Regions from separate parts of the Homo sapiens genome. Here region 2 is linked to region 1. The links are chromatin loops, found by intact Hi-C in ENCODE. Cell type or tissue: PC-3. All regions are shown on one strand. Each heading gives the region's core, and the rest is flanking DNA. Links, peaks and the distances in the headings are about the cores only. Region 1 has its middle 34 kb from the start of MSL3. Region 2 has its middle 140 kb from the start of MSL3.

The links. Peaks named below come from ENCODE experiments on the same cell type or tissue, not always from the same donor. Only the 100,000 strongest peaks of a DNase experiment are listed, where the experiment ranks them.
Region 2: it touches region 1 in a loop (7-fold over the local background); 20 of 110 quality-filtered maps call a loop at or near these places.

Annotation. Positions count from the first base shown.
Region 1 is chrX:11,786,333-11,798,011 of GRCh38, forward strand. No RefSeq gene overlaps it. Among named protein-coding and RNA genes, the nearest start is that of MSL3, 34 kb to the left of the region's middle. In PC-3, for the core only: no CTCF peak of the experiment used is centred there; no DNase peak of the experiment used is centred there; H3K27ac peaks cover 2,346 bases.
Region 2 is chrX:11,893,052-11,904,730 of GRCh38, forward strand. It overlaps a transcript of FRMPD4 not described here. Among named protein-coding and RNA genes, the nearest start is that of MSL3, 140 kb to the left of the region's middle. In PC-3, for the core only: no CTCF peak of the experiment used is centred there; a DNase peak (open chromatin) is centred at 6,230; H3K4me3 peaks cover 605 bases; H3K27ac peaks cover 1,413 bases.

The sequences.
Region 1 (11,679 bases), core at 2,527-10,526:
TATACATGTTTAGCTTAATACTTTCAACTGCTGTATGACAGTCTATCACATGGATGTAATAGCCTGTATTAATTCCTTTACCATTGTTGAATATTCAGATTGCTTCCAAATTCCCCTTTTACTCATACATAGTGCTGAAATAAATAGCACTTGTATATAATTCCTTGTATTCAAATGCCAGTCTTTCTCTAGGTCACACACCCAGAATTCTGGATGGTGGGACACATACTTTTTTGCATTTTCTAGAGTCTAAATTTATCCCACCAGACAGGAACCTGGCTTTATAAGATTTCCTTGATGGTAAGTTTCAGAGTCGTTGTCTTATGGGACAAATTTATAACACAAGAAGCTAAAATAAAAGAAAAGCTAGATGGAAACTTGAAATCTCTTTGAAATGTTCTCCAAATGGACAAACATATCACATTAGATCATTTCTGAGAAGTCTCAGATTCATTATTCAATAAGGCAAACCAGTTCTTTTGTTTTGTTTTGATTTTCTCAATGGAGAAGTCAAGTTTAAAATCTTGTATTTTACCGTGCCAAGACATGGTATGGTAAACATACCATGGTATGATCATGGTCAAGTTCAAACAACTTTCCCTCTGTAAACAGAACATTACTCTTGTTGCTTAAGTAGTAAGTAGCTAAGTGCTCTTAGATTTTTACACAACCCCGTCAAAAGTGAATTAGCACACAAGAAGCCTGCCGTCATAATAAATGTTCTTCTCAACAAATTGTGTGTACCCTTTGTCTTCTGGGCTCAGTGCAAACCAGCTGATCATAACAGGATGGTGTCAACATCACCCTATTCTTTCGGTTTGTAACCATATCTGAGAGCTGCCTGAGGTTTTCTTGGTTTATGTCAGTTTACATTATAGATATTTTATAATGGAGACGCTCTTAGTTTTAAATTCTTACAACTGGTGATAAGAATTGCTGTTTTGTAGAAGTAATACTATATCATGCACTTTGTATAGAAAAATGAGGAGAAATAAAACTATGGGAAAGCGACATCTTTGTCCTCAAAACTCCCAAGCCAGCCCGATGACAAAATGTTGATTAGTCCAAGTAATAAAATAATTATATTAATGAAGTGAAATCCTGCTGGCTTCCAGAAATCACTCTGAAAGGAACCTCTAACGCTAGTTTTTTAGTTCTTTCCTTTAAGATTTGGGCAATCAAGACTCTGGTTTTTGAAATATCCTGCATGTTTTGTACACGTGAGGGGAATTTTATAAAGAGATTTCAGGTGCTGTCAGTTTTTCGGCGATTATCGGGCAGCTCCAAATTCATCGCTTTCTGCTGTGCTGAAAACTCCTTTGCTCTCTTGCTTCCTGTTGTGTTTTGCCAGCAGGGGGCACTGGAGAGGGACAACTGGACGGGAGAGAGGGGTTCATCTCGATTGGCTTGCTGCTTCGTCAGGATGCAGGGGCGCTTCACTCTGGCTGCAGCGGCTGGTGGCAGCCTCCAACTTCTTTCCGCACTTCCAGAAGCATCCTCCTGGGGCCGGTCGGTCACACCGGCAACAGCTGGGAGGCGCCCCTTCCTCAGCGGCCTGAGCTTAGCCTAGCGTCTCCTCCTCTAAACCCCTGCTCCCAGCAGCAGCCGGGTAGCCCTCCCTCCTCCGCAGGTATCAACATCTATAAACATTTTTAAAGTCCTTGATACATTTGCCAAATTGCTTTCCAGACGAATTATCGTGATTTACACTCTCACTGGTTATGTGCGAAAATGCTTCCAGAAACCCCCTCCCATACGATTGTTGCTAATTAACTAATCATTGTCTTTGGTTGATTTTTATATTTAACTCTTGAATTCAGTGGTTCTCAAATGCTAGCTCCAAGACATGCTGCATCAGAATTATGGGGGAATATAGAGTCCCAGAGCTTACCTCTGGAGATTCTGATTCTGTTGAAGCTTTCTGAAATTAATTGCATAACTTTTCATGTTTTTATATTCAAACTTCTGAGTTTTTGACTTGGAATTATCCAGGCCCTGAAAGTTTGAACCAAATCTACTTCAAAATCATCAGGGCCCACAGTTCTGGCATTTGAATACAAGTTTCATGGCTTGCCCAGTTTCCTCATCTGAAAACTCCATGAACTCTCTTATGGGATTTTTCAGATTGTTTACTACTTGCTGACTTTTTTTTTTTTTTTTTAAATAAAAAAGGGACTTAAAGGAGAATGTCGAACCTGAACCTCAATTGGGGTAACTGCACCGGATCGCTATAGCAAAGGGAAGACCTTGTTTCTGTATTTGTGCTCCCTCTCACCCCTGGCTAGAGCCTCTTACTCTAATTAATACTTTCACCAAAACCTAGAGCCTTGGTTCCTATGTTCAAAAGCTTTTAGAATGGCATATTCTATAGTTTTCCTTATGTCAAGGAGTGGGCCTGAGATATTTCCTGAAAAGAGAGTCTTTGTGAGTACTGATAGACCATGATGGAAGTTGTGAGTACTGATAGACCATGATGGAAGTTTTACTTTGCCTCTGTTTGCCCTCTAAGGTTTATGACACTTTGGTTTTTTAATATAAAATATAAAATGTGGAAGCGGGATGCCTATGGATTCTGAGTATCCAGAATCAGTGTTTGTTTAGTGGTATCTAATTAGGAATGCTATCCATGAGGATGTCAGTGGCCCAGGAGAAAAAGATACAGTAGCTCCAGCTCTTTATTACCTTGGTGAAGGTTGTCACAGTGATGTGGGGAGGCCAAATTTTAGAACGTGAAGGAAAAGTGACCCCAGCCTCTATCACTTAGCAAATTACGACCTGTGGGCCAAATCAGGCCTCCTGCCTGCTTTTCTAAAGTTTTATGGAAACACAGCCACACCCTTTCATTTAAATAGTGTCTGTAACTGCTTTCAAGTTATAATGGCAGAAGTTGAGTGGTTGCTACAGAGACTGCATGGCCTACAAAGCTAAAAATATTCATTATTTGATCCTTTACAGATAATGTTTGCTAAGCCTGATCTAGATTTTCAAATATATTACAGCTGTGCCTGCTTAGTTATTTCTTGCAGTTTCAAAGGATTTTTTTCAGCAGCTGCTATTTTAACATTCATAATTCATTTAATGGACATTTTCCTCATCCCTTTCTATTGATTATATTTGGCAAAGCTATTCTCTTTATATATATATGTATTTTTTTTTTCAAGAAACTTGCACTCTTGGGCTTGTAAATAATGCTATGGTTTTCTATTTTCTAATATATTTGTTTTGATGCTTTAATTATTTCCTTCATCCTACTTATAGACTTAAAAAATCCTTGTCTAAATATATTAAGGTAATTATTATTATTTTTGACCCAACTAACTCCCATTTCTTTTAAAATTATAGGAAACTAATATTTTCCAAATATAAAAACAAACTAAAAACAAAAAGACACAGACACATCAAAGCACAGATAAAAGGGGGAAAAAATCATCCAACATCATGATGCCATAGCTCGTCACCATAACTATTTTGGAGTTTTTCCTTCTAGTCTCTTTTTTAAAAAAAAATTAAGTTTTTTAATAGTAAAGAAACACAATAACATAAAATTAACCATTGCAATCATTTTTTAAGTGTACAGTTCAGTAGTGTTAAGTACATTCACATTGTCGTGCAACAGATCTCTAGAACTTTTTCATCTACCAAAATTGAAACTCTGAACCTATTAAACAAGTCCTCACTTCCCTTTTCCCCCAGCCTCTGGCAACCACCATTGTATTTTCATCTCTATTAATTTGATGACTCCAGGTACCTCATATAAGGGGAATCATACAGTATTTTTCTTTCTGTGACTGCCTTATTTCACTTAGCATAATGTCCTGAAGGTTTATGTTGTTGTAGCATGTGTCAGAATTTCTTTTTATTAAAGCTGAATAATAATCCATTGTATGGATAGACCACATTTTGTTTCTGTTGGTAGACACTAGGGTTGCATCCACCTCTTGGCTATTGTGAATTATGCTGCTGTGAACATGGGTGTGCAAATATCTCTTTGAGATCTTGCTTTCAATTCTTTTGGATATAGAAGTAAAAGTGGGATTGCTGGATAATATGGCAATTCTGTTTTCATTTTTTGAGAAACATCCATGCCGTTTCTGGTAGGCACTGTACCATTTTGTCTCCTTTATGAGGCACAAGTGTTTCAGTGGTTAGTTCAACTCATCATTTTCTTTAAATAAAATTTAAATAAATGTTGCCTAACTGAACCCCCTTTTCTATGCCCCATGGAAAATGCAATCCCCTGCTCGAAATGTCTGTCTTGAAGACTTTTATTGTCATGTTTGCATCAATTTCTTCTCTTATTGTTTTCCTCTATTTTCTCTTTTTTCTGGGAGTATTTCTCAATTTTTATTCTTATATTACTAGTCAATTGTAAATCACCTGCCACCAGCTAACTTAAATTTAACAATGTTTTTTATTTCCTTGAAGTCTCTTTCTCCTGACCTGCTTGCTTTTTAGTAAGACAAATAGATTGAGAAAAGAAATGCTTTCTTAAAAAATGAGATTCTGAAAACCCTGACCACTTAGCTCGTGGATTAAAAAAAATCTTTTTCTCAGCATTTAGATGAGATTTTGTATCTTATTGCTGTTGCCAGATAACTTTGCTTTTTCTTTGAGTCTCCATGTCTTACATGCAGTTTATGAGAGACATTTTTCATCCAATCTGCTCACACTGCCATCTGAACAGAATGATGTTTCTTGCTTTTAAGATATAAAAGAAGACGATAGAGTTGTCTTGTTTTAGAACTATTTTAAAATATCCTAAAGAAAGTTTGAAATACTAAATGGAACATCAAAACTTTGAGTTCATTTATTGCTGCATAATGACAGTTTGGTGGTTTAAAATGATGATTTATTCTCCCCACCCTGTTGGTTGCCTAGGCTGAGCTAGGCAGTTCTTCTCCTCCACACTGTTGGTTGTGGCCACTCCTGGGGTTGCATTCAGCTGGGAGCTTATCTGCAGCCAGGATCTCCAAGATGGCTTCACTCAAAGACTGGTACCACAGCTGGTGTATCTGGGACTGGCTGAGCCTCTCTTTCCAGCAGAGGAGACAAACTCTCCACATGGTGATTCAGGGCTCCAAGAGGGAAAGCAGAAGCTGACAGGCCTCTTCTACCATATTGTGCTGCCAAAGCAAGTCACAAGACCACCTTATATTCAAGGGAAGGGAAAATAAACTCCAGGTCTTGATGGCAAAGGCAGACTACTTGGCAGCCATATTTGCAGGGAATATACCAAAACTTAATATAAATTCCTTTAATTTTCTCCAGGAAAATCAGATATTGAAATTTTACATATGTTATTTATTGTGCCATAGTGATAGTGAGGGTAAATAATGAAATGTCTAGTGTATTAGTCAGCAGATATTTTCTGTCAAGGGCCAGGTAGTAAATATTTTAGGCTTTGTGGGCCATAAAGTCTCTGTTGCAACCACTCAACCTCTGCCATTGTAGTGTAATAGCAGCCAGAGGTAATACATAAATGAATGGGCGTGGCTATGTTCTAATATAACTTTATTTACAAAAACAAACAAAAAAACAACAGAAAAACAGGTGGCAGGCAGGATTTGTCCTGTGGATTTTATTTTTCTGACCTCTGGTCTAAATAAATAGTGTTTTTCCTGCATTCTAAATAGATTTAAAATGAATTATGAGGCCAGGAGCAGTGGCTGATACCTGTAATCCCAACACTTTGGGAGGCCAAGGTAGGTGGATCGCCTGGGCAACATGGAGAGACCCTGTCTCTACAAAAAAAAATCCAAAAATTAGCCAGTTATGGTGATGCACGCCTGTGGTCCCAGCTGCTTGGAAGGCTGAGGTGGGAGGATTGCTTGAGCCTGGGAGGCAGAGGTTGCAGTGAGCTGAGATTGTGCCACTGTACTCCAGCCTGGGTGACAGAGTGAGACCCTGTCTCAAAAAATAAAAATAAAAAATAAAGTAAAATGAATTATGTAGGAATGAAATCTCTGATTCTAATAATACCCACATAAAGTATCTGAAACTAACTGAAGTTAATACAAAAATGATCACATAGTGAGCTTGTATTTGTTATTTTCGTATCATCTGCATCATCCCCTACTAATAGCATCAAGCACCATGTATTGAATCTGTTTATTACTTGAGGGTACACATGGAGGCACAACATTTTTCCTTACTTAATTACCATTGCTTTTTAGATTCCATAAAATCATTTAATGTCCTGGGAAAAAGGATATTTGATAACGTGAAATGCTATTTGGTAAGCAAAAGACAAACAGTGGGATAGTTGCTATTTGCAGAACACATTTACTAGCTTTATGTTCCCATGACACCAAATATTTGAGTTCTTGGGTTCTGAATAATGAATCAAAAGGAAAGTTATGACTTCAAAACCCTCTTGACCACTTTTTAGTAGTTAGTACTTTTTTTAACTTCTGCACTTTTCAGCAAACTCTTAACATCTCTTATTTCATTGGTGATACTTTGGTGCTTTATGAGGTCACATTTTATTTTTTCCTTGCAAATGAGACACCAGCATAGAAATACTTCTCATCTTGCTGCCCTCTGGGCTTTGTTTTTCTCTAATGTTGAATGACAGATACTAACAGTCTGTAAGAGCTAGTGTGAAAATGCTGCCTTTTGTGGTTGTGTCGTCATATTTTCCAGCCTGCCACCCGGGCCAGGCTGTCACCACGCACCTGCAGAGTGAAGGAGTTTCAGGCACGGTTCCAGGCCTCTGCTTCCTGAGATGGTGCAGCAGAGGTTTGGAGGGAGGTGCGTGGCCCAGTGTGCTCCCCGGGGGAAATTGTGAGAAAAACCCACGTCTCTCTGGAGAGTTGCTTTTACAAAGTACCTATTTGGTAAGTGTGAAGGGACTTGATTAACTTCTCTTGTGTATCCTTGTCCATATAGCTCATGTGTTAAAATAGCTCTGGGCATTCAGTGTTCATTGCTTCACACAGACAACATGTGAACTGCTTTAGACTGAAAATTTATACATCACTAGAATAGCAGTTGTTGCCTGAGCTCCTCCTACTCCTGCCATAGAAGTTATCTCAGCTCCTCTGCCTGACATGAGTCTGTTGAGGCTCAGAAAGCAATACCCCAAGACTCATGCTTTGACATGCAGAGAGGCGTCAGAATCAAGGTCCCTCTTACCTTGTCTTGTCTCCCCCTGCCTCCCTCTTGTCCCCCAAGCTCTGGGAGGGACTGTCTCTGGAATTTCCTTATCTCACTAAGAAAGCATCTTTCCAAAAGAAATGTAATTGTCTTAAACCGCCTCCCTAGGGATCTCATCAAATATCTAGGAAAGATCAACCATCTATGAAGATAAAAAACTGGGAGTTAGCACCAGACCCAGACAGACTTTTCATCTATTCTTCTGAGGGCAGCTCAGAAAGATGACCTGGAAGACTCCATCTGCATAATAAGACAACCTTTCTTCCTGTGCACCTCCACCTCTCACCTTTCTTAGTGTCTGTTTCTCACCTCCACCGTCCATTTATTCTCCCTAATGGTTTACTGCCCCCGAAAATAATTGTCTAAATTCCCCGATGATATGTAATCATGTTTCTTGATCCCAAATGTCTCAAAATGGTGTCACTTATGACAAATGGCTCAGCCTACAGTGAAATTGCTGACCCCTCAGAGTGATAAGCATATGTATAGAAGATGTCACCTGCTGTGGCCAGGCACTGCTGAGACCTGACAAGCGAGTGAAGCCAAAAGGTGGCTGAGATCATGGCCATGGAGGGCCATAAAAACCACAAAGAAACTGACCACGGTCAAGATGCCAGCAGAAGCTCTGCACGTGGCAACTCTGAGGCCTCTGTTCCATCGGCAGGGGCTGTAGGAAGGTCTGCTGGGAGAAGAGCAGTGACAGTGACACCCGCTCCAACCCCGACCTAGGAAAAAATAACAGGACCTGCTGGATTGTCAGTCAGCATGCTGGCCTCCTAAGATAATCAAGCTGTGACCCTCCTCTCTCTCTTACTAGTGCCCTTGTGTGTTGAATATATTTGCATGATTGTAGGCATGTGAAAGCCTCACAATAAACCATGGATTCATCAGCATTTAATTGGCCACCTACTCAGTGTGAAGCCTCCTGGCCTCAGTTAGCACAACGAGGCTGATTTGAACCTGATAGGAGAGCCATCTCTCCGTCCCCTATGAAAAAGAGCATATGGGCTTCTGCGCTGCTGTCGGTCAGAGGGTAATCATTCTCCTGTGGTTCCCCCATGCTATGCGCGTTACAGTAAACTATTGCATGCCTTTTCCTTTATTAATTTGCCTTTTGTCAGCTGATTTTCAGTGAACCTTTAGAGGGCGAAGGGGAAGTTTTCTCTGTACCCCTATAAGTCTCTCCAGGAAATGGCTCAAAAATAAAATAAAAAGGAATAGAATCTATTCCTAACCCTTCTAAATGGATGTTTCCTTTGTATTAACCTTTCATTTTGTGATGTGTTCCTCCACTCCTGAGCACTCAGCCTGAGCACTGGCTCCTCCCCTCTGACTTGATAGGACCAGGCTTCTAGAACCCAGCCTGGAGCCTACATATCTGAGAGGGGCAATTTTTCTTTTATGCTTCTCTTAAGGAAAATCAATCCAAAGCGATGCACACAGACCTTATTCTGTTTCATCGACCAGCTAGCTGATTGGCACTGTTTTGTACATATGAAGTTACCAGGCACTGGGTTTGTTTCTCTAAGTTTCCTTTCAGAATTGTCTCCTTTGGTTCTTGTCCTAGTTCCTTTTCCACCATCTGTTGAAATATCTTCTTTACAGATACCGAAATTGAGACACTAAATATGCTTGTCTGGCTGATGGCTAATGTTGGTGATTCAGGTTTGAGAGGGCAGGCAAGGATCAACTGTGAAACAGAACACCCCTTTTCCTATATTTTCTAAAAGGCATAGAGTAGTTTGAAAATGCCAGTAATAGTTTGTTGAAGACTTAGAAATGGCGATTATTTTATTTCTGTTTCCTAGATTACTGTGTAGGTTACCAGCTAGTAAGGATCCAGGCCTTGGCAGGTGGAAAATGAACTGTTTAGGAGGTGCCGTTCACTTCTCAACCTACTTGCCTTTGTAGAAGCATCGATATGCTTTCCATGGACACTTCACAGTATGTATTTTTGAAAAATTCTTCTAAGAGACTGTTCATACTTTTATTTTTTATTTTTATTTATTATTTTTGAGACAGAGTCTCTGTCACCCAAGCTGGAGTGCAGTGGCGCCATCTCGGCTCACTGCAACCTCCGCTGCCCGGGTTCAAGCAATTCTCTGCCTCGGCCTCCTGAGTAGCTGGGATTCCAGGCACCTGCCACCATGCCCGGCTAATTTTTGTATTTTTAGTAGAGACGGGGTTTCACCATCTGGCCAGGCTGGTCTTGAACTCCTGACCTTGTGATCCACCCACCTTGGCCTCCCAAAGTGCTGGAATTACAGGTGTGAGTGACCACGCCCAGCAACTTGAAATGAATTATTTTATCTTTAAGGTCTCATTGTAAGTGATTGTCTTAAGGATACTGTTTTCCTGAGGATACTTTTCTGTTTCCCAGATTTTCTACACCTAAGTAAACCAAATCTACCACCTATTCCTGTGATGTACTGCAAAATTGGCTTGCTATCAGTATATGCAGACAGAATGATTTTGCGAACAACATTTTCAGTGAGTTGTGTACTTTGATCAAGTCAAGCAAACAGCATCTGAGCATATTGTAGTCAACTTAAAATATGAAATTATTTAAGACAGCATTATACAAATAATACCTGGAAATTAGTGGCAATCACACTCTTTTTGCTGGGGACTTGCTAGAATCACGGCTTGGCCTTCAGTCAGCTTGAGTACGTGTTTTCAGATCCTGTTGTTCCTAATGGGCTTCATCATGGTCAGTTTGATAAATAATCCATGCCTCGGCTGCTCTAACTGAAGTATTGTTACTCATAGTTAGCTGTTCTGTAGCCAATTTGTTAGGATGGAGTCTGCTCTAAGTTGCATTAAATTAAATGACTTAACTTGGGGATTGCTATGTGACTCTGTAATACTCATTTTGTGTTGGTAGAACAAGGAGATCCTCTGCACATTGATTCCAAATCCACAATGTAAAGCAAACACAAATTATATATTCAAGTACCTCTGGAACAAAGAAAGAAGAGAAAATTCATCTGGCCAATGAAATATACTTTATGTTTAATACAGAAAAGGATGGTGTAATGATTTTCAGCTGAAATGAAAAATATAAATTCATTGTTTTAAAAAATTGGCTTAAATCTATTAAAGTAAAATGTTTATTTCAGAACTATATTATGAGAAATGTTGAACATATACGAAACTTGACCCAGTAGAGAATATTGAGCCCCTAGGTATAATCACCAGCTTCAAGAATTATTGACTCATGGCCAATCTTGTTTCATCTTTCTTTTTCTATACTTTTACTGACTTCTCATCCTCTTCTCATATTATTTTGAAGTAAATTCCAGATAGTATTACATATAAAATTGCCTTTAAAAATAGAAGCATTTTTTAAAACTTGGACAAAATAAAGTATAAATAAAATATAAGGTAACAGCAGCTATGATGTCAACATAATTCAAGAAAATGGAGGAAAGTCTGGCATTTAAAATGTCAACTTTATGACCCAAAAAACCCCAAACTATTACAAAATAATGAACTAGGTGTAAATTAAGAGCCAGATTAAAATGTTTTAATTGTTCAATAAATATTTATTTTGTAAATAAATAAAGTATATATTATTAGTCCATTCTCACACTGCTATAAAGATACTACCTGAGATTGGTTAATTTATACAGAGAGGAGGTTTGATTGACTCATGGTTCCACATGACTGGGGAGGCCTCAGGAAACTTACAGTCATGGTGGAAGGCAAAGGGGAAGCAGGTACCTTCTTCACAAGGCAGCAGGAGAGAGAGAGAAGTGTCACACTTTAAAACCATCAGCTCTTGTGGGAACTCAGTATCATGAGAACAACACGGGGGAAACAGTTCCCATGATCCAGTCACCTCCTACCGGGTCCCTCCGTTGACACGTGGGGATTACAATTCGAGATGATATTTGGATGGGGAAACAGAGCCAAACCATAGCAACAAGTGTGAAACAGTTCCTCAAAAAGTTCAACCTAGCGTTATCATATGACCTGGCAATTCCACTCCTATGAAGACACGTGTCCACACAAAAACTTATGCACAAGTGTTCACAGCAGCGTTTTTCGTAATAGCCAAGTAGCGGAAATGACATGAACCCATCAGCTGATGAATGGATGAACATATGTGGTCAATCCATACAATGGAATAGCATTTGGTCATAAAAAGAAAGGAAGTACTGACACATGCTACAACATGGATAAACCATGAACACACTGTGCTATGTGAAAGGAGCCAGTCCCAAAAGACCGTAAATATTATCTGATACCATTTATATGAAATATCCAGAATAATCAAATACATAGAGGCAGAGGCAGCAGGTAGATTACTAGTTGCCTAGGGTTCGTGGGTGGAGGGGCAGCCAGAGGGTAATGGAGGTCTGAGGAGGAACTGCCAATGGGTACAGAGTTTCTTTTTGGGGGTGATGAAATTGCTCGAGAATTTGATAGTGGTGATAGTTGCACAACTTTGTGAATACACTAAAAACTGCCGGCTGGGCACGATGCCTCATGCCTGTAATCCCAGCCCTTTGGGAGTCCGAG
Region 2 (11,679 bases), core at 1,650-9,649, 110 kb after region 1:
CATTCTGTTTCCCCCATTGTTAACACCTTTGATTTTGATGGTACTTCGGTACATTAGTGTTCACTAAACTGCAGTCTTTATTTGGATTTCACCAGTTTTTCTACTACTTTATCTTCTGTTTCAGGATCTCATCCAGGATGCCAGTTTGCATTTAGTTGTCATGTCTCCTCAGTCTTCCCTGGTCTGTCAGTTTTTCTGTCTTTCCTTGTTTTCCATGACCTTGACAGTCTTAAGGAATACTAGCCAAGATTACATTTACTTTATAAAAATTTCAAGTAGATTTTGATTCAGAATAGCACTGCTGTTAAGAACTCCTTCCTGTAGAGACACTTGGACCTGAATTTTGGCTTTGAATATAAGTTTTGCCTGAATTCTTAAAGGTTTTAAGTTAAGATTTCTTACTGCCTATCAAGTATCTCTGACATTTTGGTGACTAATAACCTTTTTTAGTTAGGAATGAAAATGTATCTTGGCTATAATATAAGCCAATATAAATTTGAAATTGAGATTTGAGCATATCAAAATACATTATATGAACGAGCACTTTATATAAGAATCTTTGGCTAACTAAACTTTTATGGCTTTAATAAGGGCAATAATCACAATTACTGAATGCTAACTATGAGTGAGGTACTGTCTTTGGTGAGTTAAATGTGGTAAGGTACTTAACTCTGTGATGGCCTTGGATGTATCAATTTGCCTAGGTGCAACTACCATCCAAGGATTCCCTTCTAGGGAATTCTTTTTCCAGTTAGGGCAGGCTAAAAGGGGCAGTCCCTAGAGAGTTAGAGAAGGAAAAAGAGGCAGTGACCATTTTGTAGCACACACATCTTGCCCCAATTATTCAATCAAATACTAATCTATATGTTGTTGTGAAGGGATTCTGCAGGTGCAATTAAGATCCATAATGAGTTGACTTTAAATTCATCAAAAAGGAGATTATACTGGGTGGACATGACCTAATCAGCTTAAAGACCTTTAAATGAGGGTTTAGGCTTCCCTGAGTTAAGAAATGCCTGTGGACAAGCTAAAACTTGTACCCCTGAGCCTGCAGCCTGCTTGTGATCTTCCCTTCCTGACCACCTGCACTCTGAACATTGGACTTGATAAGGAGCCTTCACAATGACATAAGCCAATTCCTTGTAATAAATCTATTTAGTATACATATTGTCTGGTTCCGCTGCTCTGGTTGAACCTTGACTGAGGGAAACTCTCATCATATGAGAGTTATTCCTTATTCCCATTTACATCTAGAGAAACTGAAGCACAGAGAAATTAAATAACTTTCCCAAGATCACATGATCAGTGACAGTTTAAATTCAAAGTCATGGTGTTTAGTCTCCAAATAGGGCTCTTGATTGTTATATTATACTGGCTCTTGCATAGGCATTGGAATGTACAAATGAAAGAAGCCAGTAACAACCATTTTAAAAATGATTAATCCAGAGCAGTGATTTTTATCCTTGGCTGCACATTGGAATGTCTTGGGGAACTATAGAAACCCAGTGCCCAGGGTGAATCCCAGTTACATCGGTTTCTCTGGGGCTGGGATCCAGGCATGTTTTTAAAGCCTCCATCAGATTCCAATGCATAAAAAAAATTCAGGAATCAGCGCTTTAGACTAGAGCAGCATGTCTCAAATTTCAATGTGTGTAAGACTCACCTAGAAATCCCGTAGGTTTTAACTCCATAGGTCTGGGTTGGGGCAGAGATTCTGCATCTGTAAGAGGCTCTTTCCAGGTAATGTTGATGCTGATGGTCTAGGAACCACACGTGGCTAGCAAAGCTCTGGAGTGTGTTTCAAAGTGAAAGATAATTTAGAAGAGGGGACAGACTGAAAAAGAAGAGTGTATCCTTGGTTGCAAATAATACGATATGGAGTGATCTACATGCGGCAGATAGGGGAAGGCATTGGAGACAGACCAAGCAAGTGGAATCACCTGTCTAATGAGGGTTATCAGTAAAAGGTCTTAGAGCCTCTTCCCAGAAATATGTGCTCCAAGGACCAGAAAATATCCCAGAATGGTTGTTTTCAACAACATGATTCTTGCTCTTGCTTGTACAACAGATTACAGCAGAGCAGTTTCTTAATAGGAGCACTTATTGACTTTGGGACCAAGTGATTTTTTTGTGTGGGGCTGTTGTGTGCATTGCAGGATCTTTAGCAGCATCCCTGGCTTCTACGCACTAGATGCCAGTAGCAAGTTACAACGCCATCAAGTTGTAACAACAAAGATGTTTCCAGGCATGGCAAAATATGCCCTGAGGGACAAAAATCACCTGCAGTTAAGAACCACTGGAATAGACAACGTTAACACAGGGCTGTTGCACTGAAGTCCAAGATCAGGGCTTCAGAACATTAATGAAAACTGTTAGGAAGAGTGAATGATGGAGCCAATCATTACTCTGGTAAACAGGGAGCACTTGATCAAGGGGGAGAAGGAAATGAGGGGGACAGTGAGACTTAGGTTCATCCAATATAACATGCATTACCTTATTAAACTCAGCAAATTTTTTTTGAACTTCAAAATTCAGCAGTTAAATGAGATGGAAATGGGACTCCCCCTGCTGCTGCTGGTAACATTGCAGAGACAAGGGGATGAGAAGATAAACTGTTGTAACGTGAAGGTTCGTTTACATTATGTTAAGACTGGGGATGTCTTCTGCCTTTTAGTCTTCCATTAGCTGCCTACCTGGGGCCTGTGTGCCAAGTTGTTCTAGAAACCTCTCAACCAGGTAATAGGTAGAGCTCTACCTCACATAAGTTGTTTTCTTCCTGTAGCTGGGTCAATGTTCATGGTTCTGACATAGTTGTATAAGCACCCTGAGATTTTATAGTTATTTTAAAAGTCACTATTTATATTTGAACCTGAATCTGTTTCCCAGTATTTTTTATCCCCTCTCATCAAGCTACTCTTTCTGCTTTGGATGACTATATAAGGGCTCAAAGATTCTTTCCTTCAAAGGAGCTGTCCCTTGTGATACTCTTCGATGTGATTTCTCAATTTCAGGCTTCCAGCCATTGAGTTCTGAATGATTTCCCCTGTGTAATTGCACAGACACCCTTCTTGAGCTCTTTAGGCTATCATAGTTTCAGATAATTCAATTAGCTTTCCTAAATCGTAGAGGCATATTGAAGTATTTTAAAGAAAAAAAAAATAATTCAAACTCAACCACATGACTCGTTTTCACCTGCAGTATTCTTTCCTTATCTTTTCACCCCCCGCAGTGCCCAACTGTGGTGTTTGTAAAGAGGCCAAGTTACTGTGATCTGAATGTTTATGTCCCCCACAAAATTCAGATGTTGAAATCTAATCACCAATATAATGGTGTTACGAGGTGGGGTCATTAGGAGGTGATTGGGTCATGAGGGTAGTGCTTTTGTGAATGGGATTCGTGCCCTTATCAAAGAGATCCTAGAGAGCTGCCTCTTCCCTTCTACCATCATGTGAGGACACAGCAAGAAGGTGCCATTTGTGAAGCAGAAAGCAGGCCTTCATTAGACACCAAATCTGCTGGTGTCTTGACCTTGGACTTCCCAGCCTCTAGAACTGTGAAAAATAAATTTCTGTTGCTTATAAGGCACCCATTTTGTGTTGCTTTGTTATAGAAGCCTGAATGGACTAAGACATCAATGTAACATTAGGAGTCCTTGCGTAGTTCATGTCAAGTGACCATAGCAGTGAAATGTGCTTGGGGCTGAGCCCTGTGGTCCATGGATTGGGCCAATGAGCCATTCCCCAAAGAATGTTTAAACTGGTGTTTCTCAAACCAGAAAGGTGTCCACGAATCCCCTGGACATCTGATTAAAATGCAGATGTTGATTCAGCAGGTCTGGTACAAAGCCTGGGATTCTGCATTTCTAGCAAGCTCCCAGGGGATGCCAATGCTGCTGGTCTCCAGAACAGACCACACTTGGAGTAGTGAGGACTTAAACTGGTCTTGTGTTTGGGGGTTTGGAAGCTGCTAAATTCAGTATCTGAATTAATCTGAGTGTAAATTACTTAACATTCACCTCACTCTGCTTTCCTGAAAAACCTTGATAATTACCATTCCAAATTCCTAATTTAAAATCTGGTATGGAACATGGATGAATTACAAAAAAAAAAAAAAAAGAAAGAAAAAAAGCATGCTGAGCAAAACAAGCCAGGCACAAAAGAGTACATTTAATATGATTCCATTTACATGAAATTCTGGAACAGGCAAAACTAATCTAGAATGACAGAAATCAAATTAGTGGTTGCCTGCTGGGGTTGGTGGTGGTTGTGGGGTTGTCTAAATTTGTTAGGGGTGATAATGGTCCTTATTTCTTAGACATAATACTGATATATTTACGAATAAATGGTACAGTTCCTGGGATTAACTTCAAAATAATTAGCTGGAGAAAAGGGTGGGGGTATGGCTAAAACAGAAGTGACTGTGTGTTAGTAATTGTTGAAGCTGGGTGTTGAGTACATGGCCCTCATTGTATTATTCTCTACTGCTGTATTTATGTGAATATTTCCAGAACACAAAATATTTTAAAAAGTGGTTATCAGTTGGAATGTTTTCTCTGATGATTAAAGCTTTTTATGAATGTAGGAAATATTGTTACCAAAGACTGCTTTTATTCATTCATTCAGTATACAATCATTGTGTACCATGTGTGCCATGGATTGTGCTAGATAATGGAGATAAATCAAGGAATAAAGTCGAAAAACCTCCTACAGTCCTGGGGCTTGCATTATAGTGCAGAAGACAGGTATAACTAATGAACAAAATCAATAAGTAAATACATTGCATAGTATGTTAGACATAAGTGCCATGGTAAAACCGGGGCTGGCTAAGGGAATTGAAAGGAGAGGAAGGCTGGGTAGGAAAGGCAAGGGCTCATTGAGGAGCTGGGTGCTCAGGGCAGGGCTCCCTGAAAAGATGACATTTGCATCAAATCCAGAAGGAAATGAGAGGTTTAGCCCATGCAGATAAATGGGGACAGAGTATTCTAGGCAAAGAACAACCAGTGAGAAGGCCTCATGTAGGAGCAGTTCAAGGTTCCAACACCAAGGAAGAGGTCCTCATGACTGAAAGGTGTGTGTGTGTATTGGGGGTATGGGGGGCAGGCAGGAAGAGAGGCAGTCAGGGCTGGATGGGTCTAGATCAGTGATTGTATTGACATTGGCTTTTCCTCTGAGATGGAGGTGCCCTGGCGGTTTTAAGCAGCTTGGCATGGGGCAACCTGACTGCTGTGTTAAGAAGACTCTATGGACAGGGGTGGAAGTGAGGAAAGCAGGCACTCACTTGGTCTGTCCCAGTGTCTTCTCTCAGGTGCTGCTTGTAGATGGCTTGGTATCCTATTATTTGCAATTGAGCATACCCTCCTCTTTATCAGTCTGTCTCCTCTCAAACATCCTTCACTTTGAAACACACTCTAGATGCAGTCCCTGGACCAGTGGCAGCAGCATCACCTAGGAGGAGCCTCTGAGCTGCTCCATCAATAATCCAGGTGAGACCATAGAAATATATAGGTAAGTGAGGTGATGAATATGTTAATTAGTTTGATTTACTCATTACACATTTTATGCATGTATCAAAACATCACATTGTACTCCATAAATATATACAATTATGACTTGTTAATTTAAAATAATATTAATTAAAAAAGAAAAAGATAATAGTAATTATCCAGATGAGAGAATATGGGGGAGTCAGACTAGGTGGAAGCTCTGGAGGTAGGGAGAAGTAGGATTCTGGAACTATTTTGAAAGTAGATCCAGCAGGATTTCCTAAGTGATTGGCTGTGTGCTATGAGAGTCACAGAGAGTAAAGGATGTCTCCAAGGTTTGGGCCTGAATAAGTGGAAAGATGGACTTGCCTTTGCAATGAGAAGACAGCTTGGGGTGTCTGAGTAAGGGCTAAAAGGTTGTTTCACAAACTCTCCACCCTGCAGTGAACATAACATTCAACTTCCTTAAAGCCAGACATTATGTTTGTGCAATAGCTCCCTAAAAACTACGAAATGGCTTTTCCATCAAAGCAAATTTGAAAAAGTATTGAGAAATACAGAAAGTCTGAACTATAAATTTGTAGGGCATTTTGTATGATGATAGTAGCTAATGGCAATATGCTCTATATTCTTCTCTGTGGCATCCTAATTTGTCATGCCTAAAATGCACCTGGGTGATTGAGAATGTATTTGCTTCCTTTCAGGAAGTGGCTGGTGACTATAGCAAGAGGAATGTTGCAGAATAATTTGTTATTACAGAAGAAAATGGGTGAAAAGTTTATGGCAGACTAAAACCTGACATCAATCCTAATCTTATTTTTACTTGCTGTGACTCACGAGTGATGTTGACTTTTTTTTTTTTTTTTTGCAGCTGACACTTTGTGCTGCCAACCTCCCTTTCATTTATTTGCGTTTGTTTTTGCTTTTTATTGTTACCCCAGTGACATCTTTCTCTTTCCTCTCATAGAGAGAAGGATTAAGATTTAAAAGATAATATAATATGAACATGTTTATTTAGCCATAGACGCTGAGTCCCCAATAATATTTTCATTTTTATAAGGAGTTTTGAATATAAGGACACATTCATTTAAAAGGACTATTACGTGAAAAATTTTCATGGCTGACTAATGGGTTGGTTTCTGCCAACAATAATGAGCATAATTTCAACTGAACAATATTGCTGTTTTTCACCAATTCTGTTATTCGCCATCAGTCTAGCATCATACTTTCTTCAATCATTTTCTGCTATTACAATCTGAATGTAATACAAAATACTGGGTATTAATGTATTATCCTAATGCAGTCTTTGGAAAAATACTAAATTTGTGATTCAGTGGTCCATACTTCTGAACAATGTTTTTTCTTTCAAAACTTGTTGATTTTATTTTTATTTATCACCATTGCTATACCCTATAGGTATAAGATTTGGTCGCTCTACACAGTTGACCTTTTTTCCACAGCCCCTTCTGGAGATGTAACAGATAGTTTTAGGTCTCTGGGCCTCCCTATGCACAGGGCTTACTTGGATTGGTGGAGTTATCCGGGGGTCTTTTGGTTTTGATTTCATTTCTTATTTAACATGTGGTAACAGACAATTATTGTTGGCTTTTTCCCCTCTCTTATGCTTTCTTGATTGGGTGATAGATGTTTCAGAGGATTTTTTTTTTTTGTCTGAAGAAGGGGGAAGGAACAATTTATATCCTCATAGTTGTCTTGTGTACCTGGTAGGGCAAGAGAGTGAACACAGAAGGGCATTGGTTTAGGGGAAGAAGACGGAGACAAAATGGGAAGCGGGGGCTTCATAAAGGGTATAGGTTGAGGAAAGGTTTTTGCCAGGCCAGGACAGGATAGGACTCTTGGGAGAATGTATGGGGAAGAAGAGAAGGAGCATGGGTAGGGTTATCTGACCTGGCAACTGTTTCTGTATTTGCACTGGCAAGGGGTCGTCCCCTCTTTCTTTTCTTCTTCAGCACTTGTGGCTGATTCTTCTGCTCTTGTGGTTGGTTGGTCCATATCTGTGCTGAATGTCTGTGGTTTGTCTGTAATCTCAGCCATGTTGAAGCCTTCTAGTGGTCTGTCCCAGGGAGCTCCCCCTGCCTATATATACCCTCCCCTAGGCAAGGCAAAGACACACTCTTAAGCTGTGCTTGGTCATCCAGGCACTGCTGCAGCCAATGGTAGCCCTGGAGTGTCTTGGACATCATGAAACACAACCCCGACACCTCCACTGGTGGTTGGGTGGTAGTGGGGGGATGCTGGAGAGGCTAAGATGCTGTGATTGGAGAAAGGGGGTTTCTTTAACACCACATAAAGAGCTTTCCCAAACTGACTTGCCACCCCCTCCTCTTCTCATATTCAATTCTGTTGACCCCCATCGCAGAAAGAGGGTGCTTCCTTCAAGTTGTTCCCCCATGGCCACCACATCAGTGGTTCATTCTTTTCTCTCCCACCCTTCACCATTATTTAGTATTTTGGATGTCTTGCCTAAAATCCCTCTAAGGTAATGTGGCCATATTTAAGTCTCTGTGGCCATGTGAATCATCCTACTTGTCCCTAATTTGTGTGCTTGTTTTGATTTATTTCAATAGTTTTGGGGGTACAGGTGGTTTTTTGTTACATGAGTAAGTTCAGTGGTTATTTGTGAGATTTTAGTGCACCCATCACCTGAGCAGTGTACACTGTACCCAATATGTAGTATTTTATCCTTCACCCCCTCCCAACCTTCCCCTTCACTGAGTTACCAAAGTCCATTATATCATTCTTATGCCTTTGCATCCTCATAGCCTAGCTCCCACTTATAAGTGAGAACATATGATATTTGGTTTTCCATTCCTGAGTCACTTCACTTAGAATAATGGCCTCCAGCTCCTTCCAAGTTGCTGCAAAAGACATTATTTCATTCCTTTTTATGGCTGAGTAGTATTCTTTGGTATACATATACCACGTTTTCTTTATCCACTCATTAGTTGAGGAGACTTAGGTTGCTCCCATATCTTTGCAATTGTGAAATATGCTGCTATAAACCATGCGTGTGCATGTGTCTTTCATATAACTTCTTTTCCTCTGAGTAAATGCCCAGTAGTGGGACTGCTGGATCGAATGGTAGATCCACTTTTAGTTCCTTAAGGAATCTCTATACTGTTTTCCACAGTGGTTGTACTAATTTACATTCCCATCAGCAGTGTAAAAGTGTCCCCTTTTCACCACATTCACAACAGTATCTTTTTTTTTTCTTTTTTACTTTTTAATTATGGCCTTTCTTGCAGAGTAAAGTGGTATCTCATTGTGGTTTTAATTTGCATTTCCCTGATGATTAGTGATAGTGAACATTTTTTCATATGTTTGTTGGCTGTTTCTGTATCTTCTTTTGAGAAATAAATGTCTATTCATGTCCTTTGCCTGCTTCGTGATGGGATTATTTGTTTCTTGTGGATTTGTTTGAGTTCCTTACAGATTCTGGATATTAGTCCTTTGTTGAATGTATAGTTTGTGAAGATTTTCTCCCACTCTGTGTGTTGTCTGTTTACTATGCTGCTTATTTCTTTTGCTGCGTAGAACATGCTTCTGAACAGTTTTCTATAGGTCAGTTTCAGGTCTGTCAGGAACTGACTTTAATGCTTCTTTTTTGCTTTTTTCATCAAATTGTAAGCAATTCTCTATGAAAGATGCAATTTGACAAATTATTAAATTGCTGTCTTTGTCAGCTTGGCTGCTATAACAAAATGGCACAGACTTGGTGGCTTAAACAGCAGACATTTTTTTTTCTCACAGTTCTGGAGGCTGGAGAGTCCAAGATCAAGGCACCAGCAGATTTGGTTCCTTGTGAGGGCTCTCTTCCTGAAGCACATGGCCACCTTTGTGCTGTGTCCTTACATGGCAGAGAGAGAGCTAGAGAGCAAGTGAGTGAGAACGAGAGAGTGAGAACCCAAGAGAGCACTCTGGTCCCTCGTCTTCTTCTTATAAGGATGCTAATTCCATCGTGGGGACTCCAGCCTTATGAATTTATCTATTAATAAACCTAATTACTTCCCAAAGGCCCTACCTCCCCTCCTCCAAATTCTATCACATTGGGGGTTAGGACTTTAATAGATGAATTTTGGGGCGAAACAGTCCATAATCATAGCCTTTCAGTAAGATTTGTCAAAGAACTCTCACTTCAGGAATTTTCTCTGTGGCTGCTCATACTTGGCATGGGAAATAATCTCTTAGAATGGAATCGAAATGGAAATGGTGGGGGCCTCTTACCTCCATTTCATCCAATATGAGGTAGAATTCTCAAAAGGAACATGAATGGCAGAATAAAGAGCAAACGTGAGGGCAGGAAGACTTGTTGGGAACTTATTGCAGTAATTTGGGGGAGTGATGATGGAGGCTAGGACCACTGGGCTGGTTGTGGGGTTTTAAGAGATGTGTAGATTGTGGATATGTTTTAAATATAGGACTAACAGGATTTGCTGAATGATAAATATATGGTATGATTTACAGATAACTCCAAGGTTTTTGAAGGAAACTGAGGAAGGCAGAGTTTGGCAGAATGAAGTGGCATTGAACAGGAGACAGCTGTCATTCTCCGTTTTGTTCACAGTCTTTGAGTGTGATTACTAGTCTAATCTACCACTGGACATTTTCCAAATCTTTCCAGTAAATGAAAAATGCTGGGAAAGGGAAATGGTATGTGTTTTTGTGTCAGTATTGAGCATAGGCTTTAACCCCCAAATGGAATATGTTGCCCTGGCTTTCTAAACTATAATATTTTCTATTTTAATATTTATGCTTAGGTAATACTTTTATTGAAGAACAAATTGCATCAAACTTTGGCTGAAGACCAGATTAAAGCAATTCATTTTTATATACAGTTTTAATTCCTTGAGCCAGAACCTCAAAATATTCAGTGTAGATAACAAATAATGAGGCTGATTAATAAACTACATAAAAACACATCCTTGATTCTTTATAGCCCTACTCTTCTCCAATTTCATTTTCCTCAAATTCCATATTTTAAATTCCATGCTTTATTTGTTTGAAGTCAAGACATTTTTAAATTACAAACTTAAAAGTCATCAAATTATGTCAGAAACCCAATATTCGAATCATAGTTGTAAATTTAGATTATTTGTTCTCCATTGAAAATTCCATAGAAATTTCTCATTGTAGCCCTTCAGCTAGTAAAGGGCTTCTTTTGTCTTTTTAAAAAATGACTTATTTTAAATCCTCTATTGTTTGATTTCTAATATGTCCTGCTGGGATTTTTGTTTTTGATTTTTTAAGACAGGGTCTTGCTGTGTTGCCTGGCTAGAGTGCAGTAGCGTGATCATGGCTTACTGTAGCCTTGACCTCCTGGGCTCAGGCAATGCTCTCAGCTCAACCTCCAGAGTAGCTGGGACTACAGGCATGTGCTGCCAAACCTGGCTAATTTTTTAATTTTTTTTGTAGTGATGGGGGTCTCACTATGTGCCCAGGGTGACCTCAAACTCCTGGGCTCAAGCAATCCCTCATCTCAGCCTCGCAAAGTGCTGGGATTATAGGCATGAGCCACCATGCCTGGCCTGACCTGCTTGTTTGAGTGTAATATTGCAAATGTTAAGTGAAATAATCAGGATATTGTAGAAGCACTGCCAATTTATTTTGAAATAATCACATTTATCCCCTCTGTCTCTTTCAAATGGACAGGTGCATATGGTCATCATCGGGTTTAAAGCATTGCTCTTTTTATTTCTTACGATGTCTGTTTCAAGAAAAGCCAGGCAGAGCCCTCCATCATGAAAGGTAGACCTCATAAAGTGCTGCCTTTACTGAATTCAAAAAAATCAAGGAGAGACTTTGCCACTAGGCTCAAAGCTAAGGAAGGATATGGGTATACGTCTCTTTCATCGAGTCCTGTTTATCCTTGATCCTCTTAGATGAAAGGCAGGGGACGTTGTTAAAATGTTGGCTGCAAGAAAGGTGAGAACTTGATTTGGGTTTTAAATTTACCATTTTGTTTTGTTCTACCAACAGTGAGTCAAGTGGTTCTATATGATTAGCTGAAACAAACATTGAGTTTCCGGTCTTGTTCCTTGCTTTCACCCTTCTCAGGAAGCAAGCCAGAATTGACTCTGCATTGGCCTTAACCTCCAAGACTCATGTGAGATTAATACTCATCAGCCACCTTTTAAGAATATCAGCAATTACCATACTAGGACAGCATCATTATTGAT